Linked DNA regions of Homo sapiens: region 2 is linked to region 1. Evidence: read pairs that join two places in POLR2A ChIA-PET (ENCODE). Cell type or tissue: OCI-LY7. All regions are shown on one strand. Each heading gives the region's core, and the rest is flanking DNA. Links, peaks and the distances in the headings are about the cores only.

Region 1 (2,924 bases), core at 279-2,778:
TATGTCATAATTTGTAGGGAATTGTCTTCATTATAATCAGATTAAGTATCTCAGTGTCTCCTCTACATGTGAGAGGCTTTTTTGGTACTTTTTGCATATTCTTGGCTGAATGAAAACCAATTACTAATTATGTATTAGTCTGAGAACATAGTGTTTAGGGTGAATATATCTGAATTAATTAAGTGCCATTAATAATGCCTCTCAGGATTTATGAGCATATTCTTTGCTTGACTTAAAAATGATATAAATTAGTGAGGTTTATTTTTTAAATGTCACACTGTGAGATGGCTTTGTGGGGACACCCCTGTATGCCGTAATTTCAGAACCGTTACCAGCTGGGTCTCACTTATTTATTCCTTGTCCAGTAGCTATTTAGTATTCCCATTTTTGCAGCTTAATTGCAACCTCTCTTTTCCTGCCAGTGTGAATTTAGTCTTACATCTGCAGGAGTGATACTCATTGCAGTCAGCCAGTCTCACACGAAAAAACAAACCTGTGTGTTTTGCAGTGTTGGAGGGAACTTGCATGTGATGTAAATGTCAATGCCTTGCTCAGGAGAGGAATCAAGGTACCTTTTCTGAGTTGGGCTATATAGTAATTTAAAAGGAAAGGCCCACATAAATGTTACTGTGTTTTGTGTTAATTATATTTTTCATGAAGGAAACTGAGACAATTGGCTTTAATAAATAATTGGCTTAGAAGTAGATTTTACATCCTTCAAGGATATTGTGTATGATTCATTAAGATTTAATGGAGCTTTGAGGAGTATTTATTTTCCCTTTTTTAAAATGACAAGAAATGTTAGATGACAACTTTTCAGTCACACAGTTCTTTCCAGATTTACATTGTGCTATTATACCACAGCTGGTGTAATTGTAGTAGCCCATGGTACATATTCAGTTAAGTGTGTATTTTATCATCTGCCCTAAACATGTACTTAATTACTTTTTTTTTTTAAATAAGGAATCTTTTAGAAGTTTTTTTGAACACAATGAAGACTTAAATTTCAGGCAGATATCTTATGAAGTTGCTAGGAATCTTATCTCACTGGCTGTTAGGAATTTGAAAGTATCTTGGGCTCAGCCAGTCCAGCTCCCTGAATTTTATATTCCAGGTAACTCATGTGAGTTATGTTGGCAGAAGATTTAAGATTGGACTGAGTTCCAGGTACAGCTCTACTGTTTAATAGCTTGGGCCTTTTCTAATCTCACTAAGCCTCAATTTCCTTATCTGTGTAATGGGCATGATAATAGCACCTCTACCCCCTTGGGTTGTAAAGATCAGATAAGATACTGTGTGTGGAGTGCCTCACGTGGGTCTTGGCACATGTGCACCTAGCATGAGCCGTAAGGTTAGTGCCAAGTGTGGCAGTGAGTTAGGGTAAAGCTGAGCCAAGCCTGAGGAGCTCTCCCCGGCTTCCTCCCTCTCCCTGCCACATGTCAGCTCCCCCTCTGCTCTCTCCCCTGCCCCCACTCTTGAGTCATACCATAATCAGGGACATTTTGGCGCTCTGCACTAGCCCTCTCCGCCCCGTTTGACCCTGTTTCTATTGATGCAGACAACAAAGCTGCTTTATTTTATGTCATCTTTGGAGCCCCAGCATGGGCAGCTTTGATGCCCAATGGCCGGGCAGCAAGGCAGTGCAGACCCACACCTGCAATTTGGGGGTGACTGGCACGGCATAAACAGGAACAAGAAGTCCGGCATAAACAGGAACAAGAAGTCGCTCCCAGGATGCCCTGGGGCCCCAGGCTCCAGCCACTCTGTGTGGGGCGGGGAATTTCTAATACACTTGTTTTACAGGCCTGTGAGTGTGACCAGCAGTACAGAGAGAACTATACTGTGTTTGCCAAAGGGGATTGACAACCATTAAGTATTTGACAACCATTAAGTGTAAAGTGATATTGCTCTTTTGCTGTGAGAATTTTATTGAATATTTGCAACCTGAAGGAACCTTAAAGGTGGCCTGTATGTGATAGTATAACTGGTGCTTTCACTTTGTTCAGCTAACCTAAGAAAATTTTAATAAACTCAAAAACCACTTTCATCTTCATGAATTAAAAACTGTTTGGATTTCACAATATATGCTTATTCCTATAAAGGGTGTATGATTCTTTCCTTCAAAACAGTAATGGTTAACACAAATCTTTCTGTTTCCTTTATGAACATTATGTAACATATAGATAGAACTATATGTGTGCGTGTTCCCAATATAAGTATCTTAGAAAAGTGTCAATTCTTTGTATAAAAAATACTGATGAAAGGACAGGTGGGATGGTTCATGCCTGTGATTCCAACACTTTGAGAGGCTGAGGCAAGAGGATCTGTTGAGCCCAGGCAACATAGCAAGACCTTGTCACCACAAAAAAATTTTTAAAATTAGCCATGCATGGTGGTGTGCGCCTGTAGTCCCAGCTCTCAGAAGACTGAGGCAGGAGGACTGCTTGAGCCTGGGAGTTCAAGACTGCAGTTGGCCATGATCATGCCCCTGCACTCCAGCCTGAGCAACCCTATCTTTTAAAAAAAAAATCCTGATAATAAGTGTAAAATAATGATGATAAACCACTGTTAGTTATCAATTTTAGGGTAGATCATATAGAATGGTTGGTCTAGGTAGGATGCCAAACTAATAATTTAAAGTTTTCTAAAACTGGAGACTTTGAAACCCAAGAATCTTTATTTTGAAATCTGAAAGTTCACAGCCCAGAGCGCTATATAAAATATTGAAGTTAACAAATAGGATTAACTCAGCCTTCTTCAATCTGGGAGCTCATTGCCATTACCTGCATTTGCACCAAAATTTGAACTAGAGACAAGCAATATATTTTAGTTTGGGTAAGAGCAAAGTAACAGGCTAAAGGAGAGAGTTTTTCAGGAAGTTAAATGTCTTTTCAGTTATTAAGCAGCTCTGCAAGTAATCCATT
Region 2 (2,924 bases), core at 193-2,692, 720 kb before region 1:
GGTGTGAATGAGAGAGGCTCAGGTGCTGAACGTGGTCCACAAAGCAGACGAAAGCCCGGCCTTTGTGGAGTTTGCATCCTAGTCAGGAATTGATGATGAACTAGATAAACAAGTAAACTATGTAATAAGTTAGATAGTGGTTAGTGATAAGGAAGAAACCGAACATGGGGAGGGAGAAGAGGAAAGTGAGTAAGTGTGTGAGAGTGTGTGTGTGTGTGTGTGTGTGGCAAGTGGGGAGGGAGCTGTGATTTAATTTTTGTTTTGTTTTGTTTTGTTTTTTAGAGTCAGGGTCTCACTCTGTCACCCAGGCTGGAGTGTAGTGGCACAATCATGGCTCAGTGCAGCCTTGAACTCCTGGAGTCAAGCGATCCCTCCACCTCAGCCTCCTGAGTAGCTGAGACGACAAGCACACCCCAGCCTGCCTGGCTAATTTATTTTTAATACAGGGTCTTGCTGTGTTGCCCAGGCTGGTCTCAAACTCCTGGGCTCAAGCAGTCCTCCAGCCTCGGCCTCCCAAAGTACTGGGATTACAGGCATGAGCCACCATACCCGGCCTGGACTGCAGATTTTAGAAATGGTGATCAGGGAAGGCTTCACTGAGAAAATGACACTGGGGTGAAGACTTGCAGGCTTGAGGGGGGAGCCCTAAGGATCTATCAGGCTAGCAAGTGTTCCAGGCAGAGAGAACACTGGGTAGAAAGATGGTGCCTGGATGTCCTAGGAGCAGCAAGGAGGCCAGTGTGGCTGGAGCAGAGAGGGAGAATAGTGGAGGTGAAGTCAGAGGGAAGGGGGACGGTGCCTGTGGCGAGGGACTTTAGACTACCTTAAGGACTTCAGCTTTTACTTTGAGATGGGAAGCCATGAGGGGATTGGAAAAGAGGAGTGACATGATTTGATTTATCCTTCAATGGGATTACTCTGACGGCTGTTTAGATAATAGACTATAGTGAGGACGAGGGCAGAAACAAGGAAACAGGAGACTATTACAATATTCCTCATGGAAGATGACCATGGGGTAGCAGTGGTTGGAGGTCCGGAGAGACTGTGATGAACAGGTAGAATGGAATTGCCAGTAACCCGGATGGGGAGGATAATGAGATGAACAGGTCTGAAGGGAATATCATAAGCTTACTTCTGGTCATTATATGTCAGCAGTGACTATTAGACATCCATTTAGGCTGTTAAGTAGGTAGTTGATTAGATGAGTCTGAAGTTAAGAAGAGAGGTTCAGCTCGGCTGTATCAGTTTGGAAATAATTAGCACAAAGATGGTGTCTTAAGCTGAGAGCCTTGGTGACATCAGCCAGGAAGTGAGTGTAGTTAGAGAAGTTTATGAGCCATGGGGCACATCAAAGTTCTGTGTTCTTTGAAGAGGAGTAAAAGGAAGCAATATTCTTATTTAGCCCTGAGAAATATGCCACAGTGAAAGTTTAACACACCTAATGTTGTCTTCATTGACTGATTTATTAATAAGCATTTGTAGGATGGACAATTCTAGGATTCAGTGAGAAGAGTCATTGCATTTTATTAATACATATTCATAGGTCTGTTTTCCAAAATAAATTAGGACGTTAATTTTGTATGTAATTTATTTTAAAAAACATAATTATCTTCCCCAAATTCTGTTTTATGCATAACCACCAACTTATTATTCAGAAATAGAATTGCTGAGACTATAAATAAAGACTGTGTAGGAACCACTTAGCTAATTTGTTGTGATGTGGGTTTCCATTCTAGGTAGCAGGGTTGTTAGCTAAAATTAGAGACATTTGGAATTTGAAGGGACACTGAAGAATAAATCTTCCTCATTCAGTTAGATTCTGAATGAGCTGGAACTTTTTGAGTCAGTCACATAAAGAGTTAGGACTGGTGAAATCGGAGAGTCATGGGCTTATCCTCATCAGGGAGTTAGAAGAAGAATCTGCCATTTCCGGCTGCCCCTCTGTCACCCAGGCTGGAGTGCAGTGGTATGGTCACAGCTCACTGCAGCCTCTGACCTCTGAGCTCAAGGGATCCTCTCACTTCAGCCTCCTGACTAGGTGGAGCCGCCGGTGTGTGCCACCAGGCCCAGCTAATTTTTTTTTTTTTTTTTTTTTGTATTTTTGTAGAGACAGGGCTTCACCACGTTGCCCAGGCTGGTCTCAAACTCCTAAGCTCAAGCAGTCTGCCCACCTTAGCCTCCCAAAATGCTGGTGTGAGCCACCACACCCAGCCTGAACCTGATTTTAAAATATCATATTGTATTATTGTAATATTATGGTACCAGAAGGAATACCTGAAAACATAATTTCAAGTTTCTAAATCATATCCTGAAAAAAAATTGGTAAAAACTATTCACACTCCATAAACCACCCATGATAGGTCTTTTGCTTAAAATGGGAAGGAACAGAAGAACATACATGTTCATGCTTAATGAAAAATGTGGCTGAATAGTAAAAAGGAGCCGCTTAGCACTGGGTAGGGTAAAGGATTGCATTTCTAGACTGGAAAAGTGAATCACTGGGATCTGTTAAATGTGCAGCAGTGTAGACTATACAGAAACAGAATTAGTTCCCATGGCTGTTTATATTTACTATATTGATGTAGCACTCAGGGTCCAGACAGGAGGCAGAAACCTCACTGCTAATTTCAACAGGGACTATTTCCTGTTCTCTGTTAAATAGTAAGAAGGATTTTTAACTAGTGAAAGGCAGTAAGGTGGTAAAAGAAGACTCTAGACAATACACTGATAGCAAACACAAAAAGCAGCTATGACCTCCAGGTCTGAGGAAGAGGAAACAGGGCAGAAACTAAGGAGTTAGAAGACCCGCCCTCAAAGGCTGAGATTAGGAATGATACCTCTTTGGAGAAGACATGGTGGGAGAGAAACTTGCCAGAGGGTGTGACAACTGCTGGTCTGCAGGGATGGCTTGCCCAGTGGCTGCG

What was found. Peaks named below come from ENCODE experiments on the same cell type or tissue, not always from the same donor. Only the 100,000 strongest peaks of a DNase experiment are listed, where the experiment ranks them.
Region 2: POLR2A ChIA-PET joins it to region 1 with 22 read pairs; 3 of 35 experiments call an interaction of 5 or more read pairs at or near these places.

Annotation. Positions count from the first base shown.
Region 1 is chr10:22,614,728-22,617,651 of GRCh38, reverse strand. The region is part of intron 1 of PIP4K2A (phosphatidylinositol-5-phosphate 4-kinase type 2 alpha); the gene reads left to right. Among named protein-coding and RNA genes, the nearest start is that of PIP4K2A, 98 kb to the left of the region's middle. RefSeq lists enhancers at 1,443-1,682, 1,713-1,762, 1,813-1,882, 1,622-2,190. In OCI-LY7, for the core only: no CTCF peak of the experiment used is centred there; a DNase peak (open chromatin) is centred at 1,741; H3K4me3 peaks cover 1,440 bases; H3K27ac peaks cover 2,149 bases.
Region 2 is chr10:23,339,521-23,342,444 of GRCh38, reverse strand. All of the region lies in intron 1 of C10orf67 (chromosome 10 open reading frame 67), which reads left to right. Among named protein-coding and RNA genes, the nearest start is that of C10orf67-AS1, 3.0 kb to the left of the region's middle. In OCI-LY7, for the core only: no CTCF peak of the experiment used is centred there; no DNase peak of the experiment used is centred there.